Linked DNA regions of Mus musculus: region 2 is linked to region 1. The links are chromatin loops, found by intact Hi-C in ENCODE. Cell type or tissue: left cerebral cortex. All regions are shown on one strand. Each heading gives the region's core, and the rest is flanking DNA. Links, peaks and the distances in the headings are about the cores only. Region 1 overlaps Phtf2 (putative homeodomain transcription factor 2). Region 2 overlaps Magi2 (membrane associated guanylate kinase, WW and PDZ domain containing 2).

The links. Peaks named below come from ENCODE experiments on the same cell type or tissue, not always from the same donor. Only the 100,000 strongest peaks of a DNase experiment are listed, where the experiment ranks them.
Region 2: a loop joins it to region 1, with 3 times the contacts of the local background. A loop is called at or near these places in 2 of 42 quality-filtered maps.

Annotation. Positions count from the first base shown.
Region 1 is chr5:20,754,294-20,765,339 of GRCm38, forward strand. It overlaps Phtf2 (putative homeodomain transcription factor 2), which reads right to left. Exons shown (of 18, transcript NM_172992.3): 16 at 9,921-10,016; 17 at 7,371-7,496; 18 at 4,371-6,782. The coding sequence ends at 6,762. Among named protein-coding and RNA genes, the nearest start is that of Gm52806, 17 kb to the right of the region's middle. In left cerebral cortex, for the core only: no CTCF peak of the experiment used is centred there; DNase peaks (open chromatin) are centred at 4,715, 5,704 and 6,721.
Region 2 is chr5:19,424,037-19,435,082 of GRCm38, forward strand. The region is part of intron 1 of Magi2 (membrane associated guanylate kinase, WW and PDZ domain containing 2); the gene reads left to right. Among named protein-coding and RNA genes, the nearest start is that of Gm25335, 86 kb to the right of the region's middle. In left cerebral cortex, for the core only: a CTCF peak has its summit at 5,476 (motif pointing right); a DNase peak (open chromatin) is centred at 5,462.

The DNA of each region.
Region 1 (11,046 bases), core at 1,258-9,257:
CACATGTGGGCAGCCAGGCTCCGTTTCAAAGCATGAACAAAGAACAGCTCACTTGGGATGAGTCAGGGGTGAAACCTAATGTGCTATGATGAGGGGCCGTGGTGAGGAGGAAAAACGTCAACTCTAGATTACCTGCCCCTCATGCGGGTTCTCTTTAATCAGGACAGCTTTTTAAAGGCAGAGAAACTTTGTGCCCCACCCTCACCACACACACACACACACACACACACACACACACACACACACACACTGCCTCCCAGAAATCCAACGCCTTACATGAAGTGCTACTAGAGAAACTGTGTTATTAGAGGCTGCAACTTGTCCCACCCTAAAACACGCCAGGCACTTGGGGTGTTGTGGACTTGCTTAAACAAAAATGTAGAGTTCTATTTAAATTTTTTTCTATAATAGTTAATCCAAGTGATTCTGCCTAAAGCCTTATTTTCTATTGTTTTAGCAATTTTCATTGGCATTTAAAATTTTACATTCTTATTTACAAAGTAAATTCCATTAAGACATTTTCATTCAAGTATATCACGTGATATATATGGCCACATTTACCCTTTATCCCCCCTTCTACTAAGACAGTATAATTTCTATTTTCACATCATATATATGGCTTATATGTCTGTGGGAAAACTGTTAAGGTCAAAGTCCACCATGACCAAATAGCCTCTGGGCTCAGCACACTATGGAAGACTCCCATTCGTTAGCAGGTTTCTCCTTCTCTGATCTTGTCTGCAGAATCTAAGCCCCTACACTCGCCTCTACCTGAGGAATGTCATGTAGCCTCAGTTTATAGCACCAATTTCCTTTCTCCTGACAAAACCTGTCCAGCCAGCCCCTGAGGTTCCTGAAATGCTCCCCCATGCTAATGAGGCACTCCAGGTAGCCTAAGTCCCCAGTCAATGACCTTTGTCCATCCTAGAGGTTCCTACCCTCAGTCCCCCAAAACTTTATAAGCCTTCAATCCCCCTATGTAAAGTTGATCTACTACTGACTCTGGGTCTGGTGTGGTTTATTCGCTGTACTACATAGGTACTCACAGCACTTCCGACCGGGTTCCAGCTCTCTGTTCCCACTGCCCGTGTGGATTCTATCAGCCACCATGCACGAGAGTAGGGAGGCCCACATGTCTTTTCTCCAGTGAATGTTTTTCACATCCTTGACAAAATTCTCGTAGTGGTTACGGCTGTGTGAATTGACTTCTGGGTCTCCTATGCTGTTCCACCAGCGTCTGTTTACCTTGCGCTAATGTCACACTAGTTTTGCCAAAGCAATCCTGAGCAAAAAGCACTATGCTGAGGGGTCCTGATACCTGGTTTCAAGTTACAATCCAGAGCCATTGTAGCAAAACCAGCGTGACATTAGCGCAAGGTAAACTGAGGCTGGTGGAACAGCATAGGAGACCCAGAAGTCAATTCACACAGCCGTAACCACTACTAGAATGTCAAAAAATGCCCAACATTTGGACTAAGGGAATTGCTTTATGGTAAAGCAGACTGGTTTCTGAATGCTGTGACCAGTTTGTGCTTTCCTTCAGATCTACACCTGGTAATTTATTTGCAGATGTATTGGTTTCATCTTCCTTGGAAGTGCAGACCCCGCGTGAACATGTCTTCTGCTTCCTATTCATCACCGTCCTCTTGCAGTCAGTACGTTGGTGCTGAGAGATTGTTATGGATTCTACTGGGTTGAACAGGATGATCTGCCACCACCACCTTCAAGTTCAGGTGGGCCTACTCAAGGGCATCAAGCTGCCCTTGTTGACTGTTAATGCTCCCTCTTCTAATAGCCTCCAAAGTCAAGTTTTCCCATCTATAGACGACAGTTGAGAACATTCAAGCTTGGGCAGGGGGCGGGGGCTGTGAAGAGGGGAATGAACTAAAGTATATTTGAAAATGCCACAATGAAACCCGTTATATGGTTAACATTAAACCAGAAAGCCCAAAGTGAGAGTCCAAGACCAGGAGGCAATGTTGTTCTCAGAAGGGCACACAGCAAGGTCTGCTGAAGTTAAGTTTATACACGTGCTCACTAGGAATTCAGATAGGCAGTTTCTTTGTTCTTCCAGAATATTTTCCTATGGTTAAGTGCTGTGGTTAGTCAAGATGCCACCACGGATGACATCTGCAATGGGAGCATGGACCGTATGGGTTTTGTCATTACCTGCCCACCTGTGGACAGGTGTAACCTATCTTTGTGGCCTGTGGTCTAACCTATCTTGTTGGTCTAATGAGGCCTTTATATGAGGCAGTGTGTAAGAGCTTTTGACTCAACCCATCATCTACTCCCACAATTATACAGAAGCTTTCAATCCCATTTCCCAGTCTACAGAGATAAGGGGCCAGAAAGGGAGTTAACACACCACACGGATGTGATCACGTGATGAAGTTCCCATAGAGTTTCTAACTGCAGAATTCAGAATTGCATGGGCTTCCAAAGAGGAGGAGGGTCCTAGAAGGTGGGTGTACCTCAGAGCGGGCCTTTTATTACCAATGCACTTCCCTCGTCTTCACTCTTCCTAATATGCTTTTTGGAAAACTCTGCCTGGGTTTTAGAAACTGCTTAAACAAACTAAGTACACCAAAGAAAAGCATGGCCAGAGCCCTGCTTCTCTTATATTTTTGGTTGTGAGCCTAGTCTTTAATGGTTGAGCTCTAGTCCCAGAAGCCCTGTTTCTCAAGCAGATATCCTACTACTGAGCTTGGCTTGGCTCTGAAGTGACAGGAACCCTGGAGCCTGGGCTGGGCCTCCAATCTATGGAGTCCCATGCTACTGTGGGTATAGTGTTAGATTGGGTTAGTGACACTCTTGCTTGGTGTCCGATATGGGGCTGTTATGTTGAGGGCGATATGAAAGCAGTAGAAACACTCAGAATGGCCTCCTAGCTTCCCCAGAAAGTAAGTACTACAATGAAGGGGTGGAGTGTGCACAACAACGCAGTGGGCATTTGTGCTAAGTCTTTGTGGGGTGGCAGAAGAAAGGTGGGAATATAACAGAGTAGATGACAGAAGTGCTAACCATATGGCTAATCCTGGTCTCAGAGACGAGTCCTTAAAAGGACTAGCTCTAGCCGGGCAGTGGTGGCGCACGCCTTTAATCCCAGCACTTGGGAGGCAGAGGCAGGTGGATTTCTGAGTTTGAGGCTAGCCTGATCTACAAAGTGAGTTCCAGGATAGTCAGGGCTACACAGAGAAACCCTGTCTTGAGGACTAGCTCTAAGTAAGGTAAGTTTGAAAGTAGACTTGAAGAGCTGGAGAGATGGCTCAGTGGTTAAGAGCGCTGACTGCCCTTCTGAAGGTCCTGAGTTCAATTCCTAGCAACCACATGGTGGCTCACAACCATCTGTAATGAGATCTGACACCTTCTTCTGGAGTGTCTGAAGTCAGTGATAGTGTACTCAAATATAATAAATAAGTAAATAAATAAATCTTAAAAAAAAAAGGTAAAGTAGACTTGATGGTCCCTGATTAATCTGAGCGCCACCTGTGTCCATTGGGAATGTTTACCTTGTTGGCTATAATCTCTCAGCATGATTCATGTGGCAAAACTGTGTTTTTAAAAATATCACATCTCCAATACACTGGGGTGTTCCACTCCAACTAGGCTTCACCAATAGCCTCTCTCATAGGCTCTCTTCAGGGCGCCAAGCCTCAAATCCTTTACATGACCCCTTCAGTCCTGGGCCATCAACTACAGCTGAGGCTTCAATCTTCTCCAATGGCCTTCCCTGGCCTCTCACAGTGCTAAGCCTCAGCTTCTCTCCATGATCCCTTCATTCCTTCACAAGCAGTACCACCTGAGTGACTCTTACACATTACCAAGTCCAGCCGCAGCATGAGGTACAACCTTGGGTATCTCTGGAACACAGCTTCTTTGTGCTCCCAGAAAACAATTTCCAGAAGATTTCACCTCAGTGATGCTGGTCTCTTCTTCTTCTTTTTTTTTTTAAAGATTTATTTATTTATGTATATGAGCACACACTGTAGCTGTACAGATGGTTGTGAACCTTCATTTGTTGTTGGGAATTGAATTTAGAACCTCCGCTCCCTCTGTTGGCCGGGTGGTTTGTGAGCCACCATGTGGTTGCTGGGATTTGAACTCAGGACCTTTGAAAGCACAGTCAGTCCTCTTACCTGCTGAGCCATCTCACCAGCCTGCTGGTCTCTTCTTAATCACCGCTAATTCCTTAGCTCCAGCTAGCCAGCATCAATTTTCCCATTAGTCCCGCTACTGAACTTCAGCATCCCAGGCCACAGTCATTTTTTACATTCCAATACAAGTGTCCCCAGGTCCAAGCTTCCTGGTGTACACAGAGTTAGCCTATCATGTTATCAGGACTTAAACAAACTATGAAGTGCTGAGGTACAGTTAAAACTTTATTTTCACCGTCCTTGTCTAAAGGGCAGTAAGTACAGCTTATATTACAGTAAGCACAAAAACCAACCCACACTTAAAAAAACACACACAAGTCAGTCTTATAATGTTTTATTTTAAACTTGCTGTTCAAACTTTTAAAAACACACGGCAAAGAAACAGCACACAGCATTTGCCATAATTCTACCTCTGGGTTGCTTTTTCTCTATGATGTGATATGTTACAACTTCTACTTCTTACATTCATGGTATACTTAAAGGCAGGGATGTCACTTACTACTCTGAAATGGCTCTGTGAACTATGAAGCTGCTTAGCACATTTTCCTCCTAGAACTCTACTGCTGCCCACGTTAACGGCACGGCCGATACTGTACAATCCACCCCAACTCTACGTTAAACACAGCTGCAACCTAAAGCAAGCATTTTCCTAAGTCAGTATACTCAGCTACTTTTCTCAAAAATACCTCCAATCTGAAATAAGTTTTTTAAGATACAACAATCTCACTTTATTCCTAACAGAACTCATGCTGTACTTTTTTATTCTCAAAATATATTTGATATACTCTGTGCAAAATGGTAAGTTCTGTATAGGTATGTACCTTATTTTGAAAAAGTTTATAAAATATAGTGCCTAAAAACAACCTCAAATTAGACAATATAGGAAGGAACATATCAGACAAAGCCTAATTCTTCACATGAGAAACTAAGTATGTTCTTAAAGCTCCAGTAATACATTCCTCGAAAAATACCCAGAATGCACTTTGGTCATTATTGGACATATTAGAGCGCAGGCAGACGGAACACAATGCTGTCTGCCGTTTCCTATACAGAGAGCACTCTCCAGTGAGGCTTAGCTGAGGTTGCTCAGAGGAATGGGAAGGGCAACATTTAACACATGGCTCTGGTCTCTACACATCCTGATTTTAAGAGTGATTTGCGAATTAGAACTGCACCAATCAAATAAATTATTTACAATTAATTATTTTAAAGACCTTAAAATATGCTAAAAATATGAATATATTCAATATGACTTTGCACCAAGAAAATCCTAGATTGTTTCAAATAATTTCTTTGTTTTAAAAACCAAATGGTTGGCTTAAACAAGACAATCACAAAAACATTGTTTCATGTAATTCTTAAAACACTACTGATTGTACAAAGGTAACAACTTAGAATCAAGGCCCGATGTAGGGACTATCATATCTGCCCTATTTGCCAAAGGGAAACATGATAAGCTCCCACCGGACACGGACAAGTTACTGAAGGGGAGAGCAGCTAGCTTTCCACGTTAAAAGCATCTAAAAATAGCCCTTATGTAATGGAGCCAGGGGAGGGGTGCACCAGATTAAATCTGGAAGCTAGAACTGGTAGGCTGGAGCTGTCCTTCTGGAAAATTTGGAAATTTTATAACTAGCAATCAGACAACTTTATTCTTAAGCTTTATTTAAGTGTGGTAGGAACAGCATACGCTATAGTGTACCATGGGAAATTCTTTTGAGTAAACGTAACGCACTTTATTTAGTAATAACAATAGGCACTTCACTTGTGAGATGAGGATAGACCTCACTCAAAAGGATACCATATTATGCCCTAGTACACTGTAACATATCCACATAGAGATATACACCAAAAGAAACCATTTTAAAAAGTGCACATTTTGAGCATGCACAGTTGGAGCTGTGCAAACAGCTCAGTGTTTTAAATAAATACATTTATTACTAATTAATTTTTATCAAAATATTTTACAGTATGGTAACCATTTACAATTATTGCTCCATTAAGAGTTTTATTATCAAAGAGCACTTGTTGACCTGTTATACAACACCATCTATTAATACTGAAGGGTGCTTCAACTGCAGCTTAGTCAGTCTAGATCCCAGTACTGTTCTGAAGTATTTCAAGAGCGATCCTGAGCGGACCCTGGTTTACCAGAGGACATGTGTTTAGCTGAGACAACGCACTATTTCAGAGTTAAAGACGTATTCCTCAAGTAAGGCAAGTTCACGGCATTAATGAAGAAACAGTGCTTAGCAATGGCTTCTGTTTTCACAATCTGCTTGTCAATTACGTCAACAATTACCAGGATCTCAGGTATCTGGATCCGCTCTGCCACCCTTTCAACAATGAAAAACTTCAATGCTTAAAACAAACTAAATGTTTAAAAGGAAAAAAAGAAAGAAAACAAACATACACACACACACACACACAAAACAAAACAAAACCAGTGGACAAGTAAAATAAATATAAGAATTGCACAATACATTCTGATGTAAACACTTCTTTCCCAGTAGACTCCTGGAGCAGAGCCACCCACTGCTTCCAGCCAGCTCCATCAGCGCTCGTGCTCTGGCATCCCGGCTACACCTCCATTTCTCTCAACTGTCACGATTTGATCTTCCACAGCTATAAAGAATTACAAGTCAAGATTGTTATTGACATGGCGCTTACTACAGTTATCCCTACACTCCACTTGCAGGCCATGCAACTCCATTATCCTTCCGTGGTTAATAACTCATCTGAAGTATAGTGATCAAAGTTGGATTTCTCCTTTGCTTTTCCTGAGAAATGTCAACATACATCTACTACTTGTTTAATACACTATTTATACTTCCTACTAACATTTATTTGTTCATGTACCGAAGTACGTATCCACTACTATATAATAATACATTTTTGGCCAACAAGAGAATATGGCTTTTCTTCATTGCTGAATCATGAGAATTAGTTTCAATTAATAAGGAAAAAAAATGGTTCCTCTTACTCACCCTAGAATATGAATACACACACACACACACACACACCTTACATATAATGATTGTATTCCACATTACAAGTTCTACTACTATGAGAATCCATGACATCTTTATATGTCCCTGAAGTTGTTACTAACTGTATACAAACTTGCCAAAATGACCCTATTATGCATGTGAAATCTCAAAAGAGTGACAGGATTAAAGAAAATAAAACAAAACAAAACTTGCATGCTGTTACCTTTAAATTAAATCCAAGCAAGTCACTGATGACACCGGAAACAGCCGAAAGGATGACAACCTGGGTGATGTTATACAGCAGCGGATTCATTGTAAGTCCATACAACCTAAAGGGACTGTCCAATTCCTAGCAGAAGAGACGAAACGTTAGCCTTAGGTCCTACAAGAATTTCCAGTGAAATCCTCAATATTCAAGAGAGTTAGAAATCACTATCCAAATGTTATAAATTATGGATATTTTAAGAAAGAATGATATTATCCAAGCTTGAGATAAGTAAATTTTAATAGTGGTTTTATTTTTTAAGAAAAGTGACTTCCTTTAAAATAATTTTATAAATCTATAGCTCCAATTCTTGTTATGATGAATGTGTAGTGCTGACCAACTAGCTATAGGAAATTAGAGAATATGTTTAGAGATAAGAGCTGGAGTAGAATCTAAAAGAGAATACTACTCTTGTAGAATTACTAGTATCATTAGCCAAGTCTTCTGATAATATTAATATTTGAATAAAAACTTATTTAATTATCTTCAAATATACAATTTGGTAATTGATTGGATGATTCAAATATTAAAAGGTCTATTATATGTCAGGCACCATGCTGGCTCTGGGAAGACAAAATTCAGTCCTAGAACTGAAAGGCTTTATATAGTTTAATAAACATGCAACTAATAAAACAATCTGATCCTTTACCAGAGACCAGTGGCCAAGGCTTACAAAGGCGGGGCTTAAGAAAGGCACTCCTGCCTGGTGGTGGTGGAGCACGCCTTTAATCCCAGCACTCAGGAGGCAGAGACAGGCGGATTTCTGAGTTCGAGGCCAGCCTTGTCTACAAAGTGAGTTCCAGGACAGCCAGGGCTATACAGAGAAACCCTGTTTCAAAAAAACAAACAACAAAAAAAAAAAAAAAAAAAAGAAAAAAAAAAAAAAAAAGAAAGAAAGAAAGGCACTCCTGAGAGCCAGAGCAAAGGTGCTACCCCCTGCTGAGCCCTGGAAGAGCCCAAACACAAAGCAGTACACTGACTGAGAACTGGCTTTCCCTTAGGCAGACTTGACAATAAACTGACACTAGAAGATCTTGAGCGGGTACAGCATGGCAGTGTTAAGTGGAAAAGGGTCTCTGGGCTGGAAGATAAAGAGCAGTAACTCCAGAAGCAAGAAGTTCTGTGTGCCAGATTCTCAAGGAAGAGACGGGGTCTCATGGAGGCCAGTACTAACAGGGAAAGGGGGTGGGCTACAGAGTACATGGCCTTGGAATCATGGCCTTGTGAGTTTCTGGGCCGTGGAAAGTGAGAGGGAGAGTCCAAGTCACATTAACGCCAAGCTCTGGATTGGACCGAAGCAGATCAAGCATTGTGACTGTCTCTGCTTTACAGTTTAATAGTTCCTGCTGTCAGCCAGACCAATACCTGAAGATACCCAATACAAAAGATTAAGCAAACAGAAAACCATCAACTCATGGCATCTTTTTGGAAAAAAAAAATAGGGGAAAGATGTGTCTGTGTTCTTTCTCTTCTCTAACACCTGTTGTAATAAGACTTTTGAAAGAAAAACTTTTAAAAGAAAGCAATTAATAATTATCCCTTTCTTGCCTCCTCTGAACCTTTTTGATGTCCAATTTCCTGTGAGGTACAGTCTACAACCAATCAATATTTTAGTTGACAGTGGAATAACCCTATTACTGGGTCACAACTAATTTCATACCATTCTCTAAAAATTTAAAACTCTTAAGTAGTATGCTCTATTAGTTATAGAAATTGAGATTCTTAAATATATTTTTGTTTTAACAACAACAACAAAAAAAGCAATACCATAAAGCAATGGCGAAAAGTCCCATTTCATTATCCCAAGAGCAAGGCATGGTGGCATACTCTACCCCAGCACTCGGGAGGCTGAGGCAGGACGTTGCCACAAGTTTGAAGTCACCTTGGGAAACACAGTTAATACTGAGCAAATCAGAGCTACAAAGTTAAGATCCTGTTACAAAATTAATAATAATAAAAAAACTCAATCCCAAGGATATTATGACATCAAACACAAGACTATAGTCTTTAATTTATCAAAAATAATTTTCAAATTAAATACTGATGACCTGTATATATATCTATGTCTATCACTGATTTTCTTCCTTTAAAAATAAGGTTTAGTTTTATTATTGATTTTTAAGCTAACATGGGTCACACAGAAGACTGCTTTATGAAACATAAAATAAAAAGAACTTCTGAGTTAATGTCTAGCCTTCTTTTGTGAAATGGTTCCTAATATTCTAGATGAAATAGATTAAACACACACACACACACACACACACACACGAATCCATATCTATAGTATAGTAAAAGTTTTCACATACTTTTCAAATCAATTATTTGGGCTACTTAAGCAATGACAACAAAACAAACAAAAAACCTGTGCACATGTGCTCGAATGTCATTTGGAAGCCACTTAGGCAGGCAGAAGGCAGACAGAGAATAGGGTTCATGGCAGTGTAGTGCAGCGCAGCACACCGTGCACAGGCAGGGCAGGCAGGGCAGCGCACCCTCCACAGGTCTCACCTTCAGCAGTTTCGTAGCCAGCTTTAACACATTATTCACAAGGGTCAGCTCCTCCTTTTTGTTAGGTTTCTTCTCCATTTTCAAGTAGAGGTTTATCTTTTATATAAAAAAGCCCCATAGGCAAAATCATTTAAGATGGCAACATATATTTCTCTTTTACAATGTTGGGGACTAAACTCAGGGCCTCATGAATGCTACACAATCATTTTACCAATGAGTTATATCCCCAGATCTCAAATGCACATTCTTAAAAAGATCTGAAAGACGGTGAGCAAAATATTAATAGTGGATCTCTGAGTTAATGTTATAAATGATTATAATATTTAACCATTATTATACATCCCAAATCTTAAAATAAACTTATTTTACAATAAGAGAACTTAAAACTTAAAAAGGTAAACATTGTATTCTCAGGGCCAGATCAATTTAGAGAATGAATAGCAACAGAATAAACTCACCAAATTGGCCCATGATTTTTTTATTATGAAAGTGATAAAAAATATTTACATACCTTTCTTATCTACTCCCTAATAGATACTTTTGGAGTACCTGCCCAGTTCAGTCCCTGTCTGTGAAAAGGCTCTAACTCCAAGCCTCTATCACACTATCCTTACCCATCTGATACACCACAACTCCAACCAAACCAACAGTCAACATATGGACTGGTGGGACTAACAATGTACAGAAGTTCTAGGTGCTATGAACTGGACAGCTTCTAATGTCAAGGGCAGAAGTCATATGAAGCAAACCCAAACCACATGTAAACCAACACGGGGTAGTGAGATACAGGGCAAACTGGACAGGAGGTGCAGAAGGCAGGCTGAGAAGCATCAGCCTCACAATCAATTTGAGGGAGGTGGTCATCTGTCTGTCTGTCTGCAAGAGACCCAGTGATGTCAGAGATGATTATCTCTAGTGGTCACTCTCCTCTTCACCTAATCAAGAATACTGACTATTTAAAATACAAGCTCTCCCTAACTAAAACATTCCAACAGGCTCATTAGCAAACATTTCTTTTGTACAAGTCTTATGAAATTGCAAGAGGAAATATTTAGCAAACTCATATAAAATAAAATCAATTATCAAAATTACTATGCTTTATTCTGTTGAATAAAAATTTAAACGT
Region 2 (11,046 bases), core at 2,103-10,102, 1.3 Mb before region 1:
GAGTGACCACTAGAATAACTTTTTTTTCTTTTTGGATATTTTCTTTATTTACATTACAAATGTTTACCCATTTCCAAATATCCCCTTCAGAATCCTTCTATCCCCTCCCCATTCCCCCTGCCTCTATGAGGGTGCTCCCCACCCACCCACTCCCATCGTCTTCCTGGCCCTTGCATTCCCCTACAGTGGGGCATCAAACAACCTTAGGCACAAGGGCCTCTCCTCCCACTGATGTCCAACAAGGACATGTACAGCCACATATGCAGCCAGAGCCATGGGTCTTTCCACGTATACCCTTTGGTTGGTGGTCCAGTCATTGGGAGGTGTTGCTTCCTCAATGGGGCTACATACCCCTCGGCTCCTAAAGTTCCAATGATTGGCTGCAAGTCTCTGTACTTGTCAGGCTCTGGCAGAGCCTCTCAGGAGGCAGCCATATCAGGCTCCCATCAGCAAGCACTTTCCAGCATCCACAATAGCATCCAGGTATGGTGACTACATCTAGGATGGCTATTATCCACTTATCAGTGAGTACATACAGTGTGTTGGTTATCTCACTCAGGATAATATTTTCAAGTTTCAACCATTTGCCTGGGAATTTCATGAAGTCATTGTTTTTAATAGCTGAGTAGTACTCCATTATGTAAATGTACCACATTTTCAGTATCCATTCCTCTGTGGTGAGACATCTGGGTTTTTTGGTTTTTTGTTTTGTATTTTTTTCCCCCGGCTTCTGGCTATTATAAGTAAGGCTGCTAAGAACATAGTGGAGCATGCATCCTTATAACATATTGGAGCATCTTCTGAGTATATGCCCAGGTGTGGGATAGCTGGGTACTTTGTCCAGTTTTCTGAGGAACCACCAGACTGATTTTCAGAGTGGTTGTACCAGCTTGCAATCCCACCAACAATGGAGGAGTGTTCCTCTTTCTCCACATGCTCACCAGCATATGCTGTCACCTGAGTTTTTTATCTTAGCCAATCTGACTGGTGTGAGGTAGAATCTTAGGGTTGTTTTGATTTGTATTTCCCTGACAACTAAGGATGTTCACCATTTTTTTAGGTGCTTCTCAGCCATTCGAGTTTCCTCAGTTGACAATTCTCTTTAGCTCTGCTCCCCATTTTTAATAGGGTTATTTGATTTTCTGGAGTCTACCTTCTCGAGTCCTTGGATATATTGGATATTAGCCATCTATCAGATGACTGGTTGGTAAAGATCTTTTCCCAGTCTGTTGGTTGCCATTTTGTCCTATTGACAGTGTCCTTTGCCTTACAGAAGCTTTGCAATTTTATGAGGTCCCATTTGTCAATTCTTGATCTTAGAGCATAAGCTGTTGATATTCTGTTCAGGAACTTTTCCCCTGTGGCCATGTGCTTGAGGCTCTTCCACACTTTCTCCTCTATTCGATTCAGTATATCTGGTTTTATGTGGAGGTCCTTGATCCACTTGGACTTGAATTTGGTACAATGATATAAGAATGGATCAATTTGCATTCTTCTACATGTTGACTGCCAGCTGAACCAGCACCATTTGTTGAAAATGCTGTCTTTTTTCCACTGGATGGTTTTAGCTCCTTTGTGAAAGATGACCAAATGTATGTAGGCTCATTTCTGGGTCTTCAATTCTATACCATTGATCTGCCTGCCTGTCACTGTACCATGCAGCTTTTAACACTATTCCTCTGTAGTATAGCTTGAGGTCAGGGATGGTGAATCCCCCAGAAGTTCATTTATTTATTTATTTATTTATTTATTTATTTATTATAAATATTTTTCATTAGATATTTTCTTCATTTACATTTAAAATGCTATCCCCAAAGTCCCATATACCCTCCCCCCACCATGCTCCCCAACCCACCCAGCAGCCTCATTTATAATAGCCAGAAGCTGGAAAGAACCCAGATGTCCCTCAACAGAAGAATGAATAAAGAAAATGTGGTACATTTACACAATGGAGTACTACTCAGCTATTAAAAGCAATGAATTCGTGAAATTCTTAGGCAAATGGATGTATCTGGGGGATATCATCCTGAGTGAGGTAACCCAATCACAAAAGAACACACATGATATGTATTCACTGATAAGCGAGTATTAGCCCAGAAATGTAGAATACCCAAGATACAATTTGCAAAACAGAAGTTCTTTTATTATTGAGAGTAGTTTTTGCTATCCTGGACTTTTTGTTATTCCAAATGAAACTGAGAATTGCTTATTCTAACTCTATGAAAAATTGTGTAGGAATTTTGATGGGAATTACATTGAATCTGTAGATTGCTTTCAGCAAGAAGGCCATTTTTACTATATTAATCCTGCAAATCCAAAAGCATGGGAGATCTTTCCATCTTCTGAGGTCTTCTTTAATTTCTTTCTTCAGAGACTTCACATTCTTGCCATCCAGATCTTTCACTTGTTTGGTTAGAGTCCCACCAAGGTATTTTATATTGTTTGTGACTATTGTGAATTCACATGTTTCTCTAATTCTTTTTCAGCTCATTTACACTTTGAGTATAGAGAGGATGCTGATTTGTTTTGCCCCAACATGAAGGATTTAACAGGTGTCTCGGGGTATGGGCATTAAAATCCTGATCTTTCCAAGACTTTTTTCATGAAGGGATGTTGGATTTTGTCAAATGCTTTTTCATCATCAAATAAAGTGATCATGTGAGTTTCTTTTCTTTGAGTTTGTTTATATAGTAGATTACGTTGACAGATTGCCATATATTGAAACATCCCTGTATCCATGGGATGAAGCCTACTTGATCGTGGTGAATGATCCTTTTGAAGTGTTCTTGGATTCAGTTTGCAAGAATTTTATTGAATATTTTTGCATCGATATTCATAAGGCAAATTGCTCTGAAGTTCTCTCTTTGTTGGGTCTTCGTGTGGTTTTGGTATCAGAGTAACTGTGGCTTCATAGAACAAATTAGGTAGTGTTCCTTCTGTTTCTTTTCTGTGGGACAGTTTAAAGAATATGGCATTAGGTCTTCTTTGAACGTCTGATAGAACTCTGCACTAAACCCATCTGGTCCTGGGCTTTCTTTGGTTGGGATACTTTTAATGAGTGCTTCTATTTCTTTAGGGGCTATGGGACTGTTTAGATGGCTTATCTAGTCCTGATATAACGTTGTTGTTTGGTATCTGTCTAGAAAATTGTCCATTTCTTCCATATTTTTCAGTGTTATTGAGAATAAGCTTTTGTAGTAGAATCTGATGTTTTTTTTGGATTTCCTCAGTTTCTGTTGTTATGTCTCCCTTTCAATTTCTGATTTTGTTAAGACCAAATCTAAGGATAGTAGGTATATAAGAGAGCAAAGAGTGCCAATTTAAAGGACTAGTAAATAAATATCTTCAACAAAATTATAGAAGAACGTTTCCCTAACCTAAAGAAAGATATGCCCATGCGGCATGCTGGCGCACGCCTTTAATCCCAACACTTGGGAGGCAAAGGTAGGTGAATTTCTGAGTTCGAGGCCAGCCTGGTATACAGAGTGAGTTCCAGGACAGCCAGGGCTACACAGAGAAACTCTGTCTCGGAAAAAAAAAAAGAGAGAGAAAGAAAGATATGCCCAGAAACATACAAGAACCCTACAGAACTCAAAATAGATTGGACCAGAAGAGAAATTGGTCACGTCACATAATAGTCAAAAAAATAGCAAATGCACAAAACAAAGAATATTAAATGCAGTAGGGGGAAAAGGTCAAGTAACATATAAAGGCAGACCTATCAGAATTACACCAGACTTCTCACCAGAGACTATGAAAGCTAAAAGATCCTGAGCAAATGTAATACAGACCCTAAGAAAACACAAACTCCAACTCACACTAGAATGCCAAGAAATCAATTACTATACATGGAGAAACCAAGATATTCCATAATAAAACCAAATTTACACATTATCTTCCCACAAATCCAGCCCTACAAAGGATAATAGATGCCAAATGCCAACACAATGAGAGAAACTACACCCTAGAAACAGCAAGAAAGTAAACTACTTTCAACAAGCCCAAAAGAATATAGCCACACAAACATAAAAATAACATCAAAAATAACAGAAAGCAACAATCACTGTTCCTTAATATCTCTTAACATCAATGGACTCAATTTCCCAATAAAAAGACATAGACTAACAGACTGGATACATAAATAGGATCCAAAATTTTGCTGCCTGCCGGAAATTCACCTTAGTGACAAAGGCAGGCACTACCTCAGAACAAAGGGCTGGAAAACAATTTTCCAAGGAAACAGTTCCAAGAAACAAGCAGGAGTAGCCATTCTAAATATCGAATAAAGCCAACTTTCAACCAAAAGTTATTATAAAGGATAAGGAAAGACACTTCATACTGGTCAAAGGAAAAATCCACCAAGAAAAACTCTCAATTCTGAACATCTAGGCTCCAAACACAAGGCCACCCACATCCATAAAAGAAACTTTACTAAAGCTCAAAGCATACATTGCACCTCACACAGTAATAGTGGGAGACTTCAACACCCCACTCTCAGCAATGGACAGATCATGGAAACACCCACTAAGCAGAGACACAGTGAAATTAACAGAAGTTATGGACCAAATGGACTTAACAGATATCTATAGAATAATTCATTCTAAAACAAAAGAATACACCTTCTCAGCACCTCATAGTACCTTCTCCAAAACTGACCATGTAATCAGTCACAAAATAGGCCTCAAGGGATACAAAAAGTTTGAAATAACCCCATGCATCCTATCAGATCATCACGGATTATGGCAACAAAACCAACAGAAAGGCCACATGTATGTGGAAGCTGGACAACGTCCTACTCAATAACTTAGTCAAGGAAGAAATTGAAAAAAAAAAAAAGAATTTACAGACTTTTTAGAATTTATTGAAAATGAAAGCACAACATACCCAAACTTATGGGACACAATGAAAGGAGTGCTAAGAGGAAAACTCATAGCTCTGATTGCCTGCAAAAAGAAACTGGAGAGAGCATACACCCGCAGTTTGGCAGCACACCTGAAAGTTCTAGAACAAAAAGAAGCAAATACACCCAAGAGGAGTAGACTGCAGGAAATAATCAAACTCAGGGCTGAAATCAACCAAGTGGAAACAAAAAGAACTATACAAAGAATCAACAAAACCAGGAGCTGGTTCTTTGAGAAAATCAACAAGATAGATAAATCCTTAGCCAAACTAACCTAGAGGACACAGAGACAGTATCCAAATTAACAAAATCAGAAATGGGAGATAAAACAACAGAGTAACTTTTAAACATTGTTTTACATAGAAACAAAAATGACATTTGAAATCACCTCTTTCTTCTCTATCCTCAGCTGTGTTTGTCCCAAGGGGTTTGGTGAGAAGCTTTCTCCAAAGCCTTTGCAATCCAAAGAATAAACCCTTTGTAGTCTCCTGGAGGTTATCAGCCAGCCAGCCCACAGCTCTCCAAATCCTGCAGACAAAAATCATTCACTTTGAAGGTTCTGCCACCAGGGGGAACTGGAGTTATAACATTTACAATGCCTCACGGGTACTATATATTCCTCATAAAATAGAGCATGCTTAATGAGACTCGTGCTATTAAAATTGGAAATTTTCACATAAAAATTTCTGAAAAATTAATTGTATTAAACCTATCTAGGGCCACTGTGAATCATTTTATTATGAAGGATGTGATCTTTTAGTGGTCCCCCTTTTCACATAGTGTCTGATATTTCTGCAATGATAAAATTCATCCATCAAAAGGTTTATAGTGGAAAATAACTGTAAAGAATTGTGAAAAAAACTGAGACCTCACAGGAATGATAAAAATTATATACATGTATCATATAATCTTCAATTGAAAGTGAGGCAGTAAATGGCTAACTCTGTTTCGTATTATAGCTCTGAGAACTTATTCTCCACAAACTATTCTGGCAATGGGACTAGAGTAGCTAGCACTACCATGGACTGAATCAGATGCACACCAAATATCCAGATATAACACGGTGATAAAGGTTAGCCTATTTTGTCAAAACATTTCTTTTACTCAGCAATGAAATGTACTGAAAACTGATTCCCCTCTTAATCTGTAGTGACAATTCTGCAGTTTTATGGCACGATTTTTTTTTTATTTTAGTAGTTCTGTTTTGATATTGAAAACTCTGCCATCCTTCTCACTTATTCTAGTCCCTTTGCATTATAATATGAGATGCCATGCTCATGGAGGGATGACATGGAAGGAGAAACTGGGTAGTAACTGCTCAGATTTCAGAACAAATTTCATACAAGAAAGGAAGTGTTCTTCCTTATAATACAACTGTCTCTTGGTATTTTCCCTGCTAAGCTCTTGGGATTATTTGCAGCAACATTATCAGGAGGTTAATACCTAAATGTGTAAAGTGTGGATCTATTTGTTACCTATATTGCTTAAGAGGTGCTCAGAGGTAGCAAAGATTAAGGGGGCATGGCCCTGAGCATGTAGCTTCTTATACTGACACCTGCCCCTAGATCTCTGCTAACACCTTTTTCAAAGACTGTCCTCATGGGCATGTTTGAGGCCCTGTATGTTTTCGTCTACCCTGTGAGCTTTGGATGGCTTCCAAATGTGCATTTCTAGATATCAGCTAACCTATCTGAAATATCATTTAAAATATACATCATCGAAAATGCATTATGCAGTTAAACCTTATTCCTCTTTATTATTCTTATTCATTATATCAGTATAAGTAACTTAAAAATAAATCGCAATGCCTTAATATCAATTAAATTGCTGTACCTGCTTTCAGGGCGCCTTGACTGTCTTACTTACTTGTTCCAATTTATCTATATGGAAAATCAGCCTTGAAAATGCTTTCCTGAAATTAAATCCCTTCAATGAGTTTTTGAGACTTCTCATAACCTAAATACCAGGAGCCATAAGTGTAACTTTATATTTCTTCATAGTCCTTCCAAAGCATGATCTTAACCAAATGCTGCGGATTTGAATTTACTTCTAAAAATATTTTTATTTATTCCTGTTTCATATAATATATCCTGACTGTACCTTCCCCCTCCTCCATCCTCTCAGTTTCCTACCAGCATCCCTCTCTTCCAGGTTTACTCCACTACCATCCTCCCATCTCTCCCCCCAAAAGAACAACAGGCCTCCTGGGACATCAGCATAGCATTGCACAACAACATATAATAAGACAAGGCACAAACCCTCATATCGAGTTAGGGCAAGGGAACTCTACAAGAGGAAAACGGTCTAAGATCATGCAAGCTAAAGACCCATAATGTATATGCAAAGGACCTATGTCAGATCCATGCAGGATCCCTGATTTTGACCCCAATCGTGGGCCCCTGTAAGCCTGTTTAGTTGACTTCACTGGTCTTGCTCTCCTCATGTTTTTGATACCTCCAGTTCCCACAATTCTTCCTCCTATTCTTCTTCATGGTTCCCTGAGATGAAGGAGAGGGACCACATAGAGACTTCCAAATGCGTGTCCCTCCTCTCTCCCTCTCTCCCTGCATTATACTTGGCTGTGAGTCTCTGCATCTACTCCCATCAGATCATGGGGCAAACTCTGATGACAACTGGACTAGGCACTTATCTGTAAGTATATCAGAACAATGTTAAGAAATATTTCATTGTTTTGTTGTTGTTGTTGTTGTTGTTGTTATTGTTGTTGTTGTTGTTGTTTGGCCAGGGGTATTTGGTTCTAGCCTAGGTCTCTGGGCTTTCCAGCCTCTGGTTTCTGGTCATCCAGGCAGTTTTGGGCATGGGCATGGGCTCTCTTCCACAGTGTGAGCCTCAAGTTAGATGAGTCATTTGTTGTCAGCTTCCACAGGTTCTTTGCCACCACTGTCCCAGTACAAGTGGGCAGATTGTAGGTCAAAGGTTTTGTGGCTGAGTTGGTGTCCCAGTCCCACCACTGGAAGTCTTGCAGTGTTTGTCTTTCTGGGTCTGGGTTATCCCACTCAGAATGGTGTTTTCTAGTTCCATCCATTGAGTTAATTCTTTTAATGCCCATCTTTTTTTCTATCTTCTTTGTTTGTTCCTGCATTCGAATTTGTCTTAACTTTGTCTTTGCACTTTATTATTTTATGTCAACTTGTCACAAGCTAAACTCACCTGAGAGGTATAAAACTCAATTGAAAAATGTCTCCATTTTGAGGAACTGTGAGTGAAATAAACCCTTTCCTCTCCCTATTGCATTGGTCATGGTGTTTTATCACAGCAGTGGAAATCATACCTAAGACAAGTAGGTACCAGAATAGAGGGGCATTGCTGTGACAGACCTGATCAGGTTTTGGTAAAAATTGTGCAAGGACTTTGTAACTATGGGCTACAAGAACTATTAAGTATCAAGAGCTCAATGGACTGTTTTGTTGGAGTTTTGAAGATAAAAATGTCAAGAACCATACAGACAATGGAGGCTTGACTTGTGAAATCAGAAGGCATGAAAGGTACAGAGCCATTTATGGAGAGAATCTGTGGCATCTGGTCAGTTAGAGCTGTGAATAACAAGAGAAAAGAAGCAATAAAGTGAATTTGTTTTATTGGAGGAGTTGAAATTGGCTAGTTGGGGCTAAGAAATTAGCATTGATTAAGAAGCCAGCATCATTGAGGTGAAATATTCTGAGAAGTATTTTCTGAATATCAATTCAAAGAAGCTATGTTCTAGAAACAACTAAGATTGTTTCTCATGCTGGCAGCTGAACTTGGGTGTGTAGGAGTTGCCCAGGTAGTGCTAATTTCTAAGTCATAATGGGATCATGGAGAACAGCTGAGAAAGCACTTTGAGAGTCCAGAAAAGACCCACCATTGGTGAAGTTGCAGCCTCAGTAGCAGTTTGAACACACAAGACTAAAGGGGTCATGAAAAACAAGTTGAGGCTTGGCACTATGGAAAACCTAGAAAAGGCTGTTGGTGAAAGTACTATCAATTGCAGCAGATCCCAGCATTTTGTAGATGTTAGTATCATGGGATTTAAAACAAGAACAGTGGCAGTCAAGTTGACCTGCACAAGTTTAGAAGGAGAGCTGTGTGGGCTGCAGAACGTAGAGCTGGTGAAGTGAGTCAAAAGGTACCTGGATGGTGAGTACTGCCCAGATATTAGACATTATCTTATTTACATCGTCAGGAGGTTGTCTTTACTTTGATCACTGGTTATTCTCTCTTGAAGTAGGAAAGTATTTAACTTATTTTTTACTTTATAGGAGCCCACAGTTTGACTTAGAAATTTTTAGAGAGATTTTTGGATTTTTAAAGAGACTTGATTATTTTTTTTTTTACAGAGACTGAATTTTAATGTGTTTGAACTTGTAAAGAGTATGAGACCTTTAAATATTTTTATGTTACCAATGTGATATATTGTTGATGAATGAGAAAGAAAATCCTGTGGCTTGAAAGTAATGTGTTTGTGTATCAAATGGAAAAATGTCAGTTGTGCTGGATAGGTCCATGTCAACTGGACATAGGTTAAACTACCTGAGAGGGGAGAATGTCAATTAAGAAAATGCCTCCACAAGATCAGGCTGTAGGCAAACAAATGTGTAGGACATTTCTTAATTATTAATTGATGATAGAGGGCCCAACCAATTGTGGGTGGTGCCATCTATGGGCTGGTGATCCTGTGTTCAATAAGAAAACAGGCTAAGGATATCATGGGGAGTCAGTCAGTAGGCAGTACTTGAACTCTTTTATGTGGTACTATAAGTGAAATGAACTTTGTTTGCCCCTCCCCCATTGCATTCGATCATGGTGTTCAATAGAACAGCAATAGAAAGTCTGAGTCTTCAAAGAGAAGAGGCAAACCTCCGGTTCTCAGAAATGATCCTCACACTCTTCTGCATCAAGATAGTATTAAATGTTCATATTTGTGGGTTTTGAACTCTTATTTTGAATACAGAAGGCAAGGCCTATTCTGCTTTTAACACCTTGTACCATGTGGACAAAGTACTAACTTACAGAAATTATTTCACACTGTTTAATTATGAATATTGTTGAAAATATCATGAGTATTGCCTAGGTTCATTTATATTGCCTATCACATGTAAAAATATACTTGCTTATAGTCAGAAGACCTCTGGCATTTGTTTCATACCACTCGCATATGTCCATGTTTTTTGTAAAACTTAAAAGTATTGTCTTCTAAAATTTCCTCATTGAAATTCAGTATTTTAGACTAAAAAGTCTTAGGTATGCCCAGCAATTACATATTCCAAGTTATAATGAATGTGAATATCATATAATTGCAACTGAGGACATTGAGTCAAATGTGCTATGATTTGAGAGAGCTGTTGATTAACTATACTAGGGAAAAAAGATGCTCTGGTAGAGCACAAATTTCCAAATTAATTTACTTTTCACAAACAATTCTATTCTTTCAAAGAAAGAGTATTTTAATTGGGTAACACCAATCCATATTCCTTCTGGGGGATCTGTCCTGATTGCATATATGTTCCAATTCCTCATTATTGATTAGATGGACAAAGTTTACCATTTCAACCAATTGAAGTTTTCTAATTTATCTATAAAGAATCAACTTGGACTCTGTGAGATATCCTAATAGCTAAAAGTATTTGCCATACAATACTGACATTCTGAATTAATCCTCAAAACCCACACTGAAAAGAACCATATCTAATGCTAAATTGCACTCCTTTCTGCACATATACCATGACACATTCATGTGTGTTCTATATCTATCTCTCTGTCCCTCTGTCCCTCTGTCACTCTCTTACTACTACTACTACAACTATTAAATGGGAAATGTAATGGGGGGTGGATATGGAAGACTTTTGGGATAGCATTGGAAATGTAAATGAGCTAAATATCTAAAAAAACAAAAAAGAAAAAAGAAATAGTCACGGGAAGCTTGGCAGAGTGAGGTAATTAAACAGACCTAAACAGTCTAATATGAGGGAGATATCTAAAGCAGTATAATGATTGTGGGCTAACATTCAGAAATAATTGAAATAACTAAGGGCACTTTTTCTGTGAAGGTGTTGTGGAAATCCATAAGAAACCAAATAAAATGCAATAGCAACAGAGTATGTCTTCAGGAAATCCAGAACTTTAGGGGAGCTCATTCCTCCAAAGTG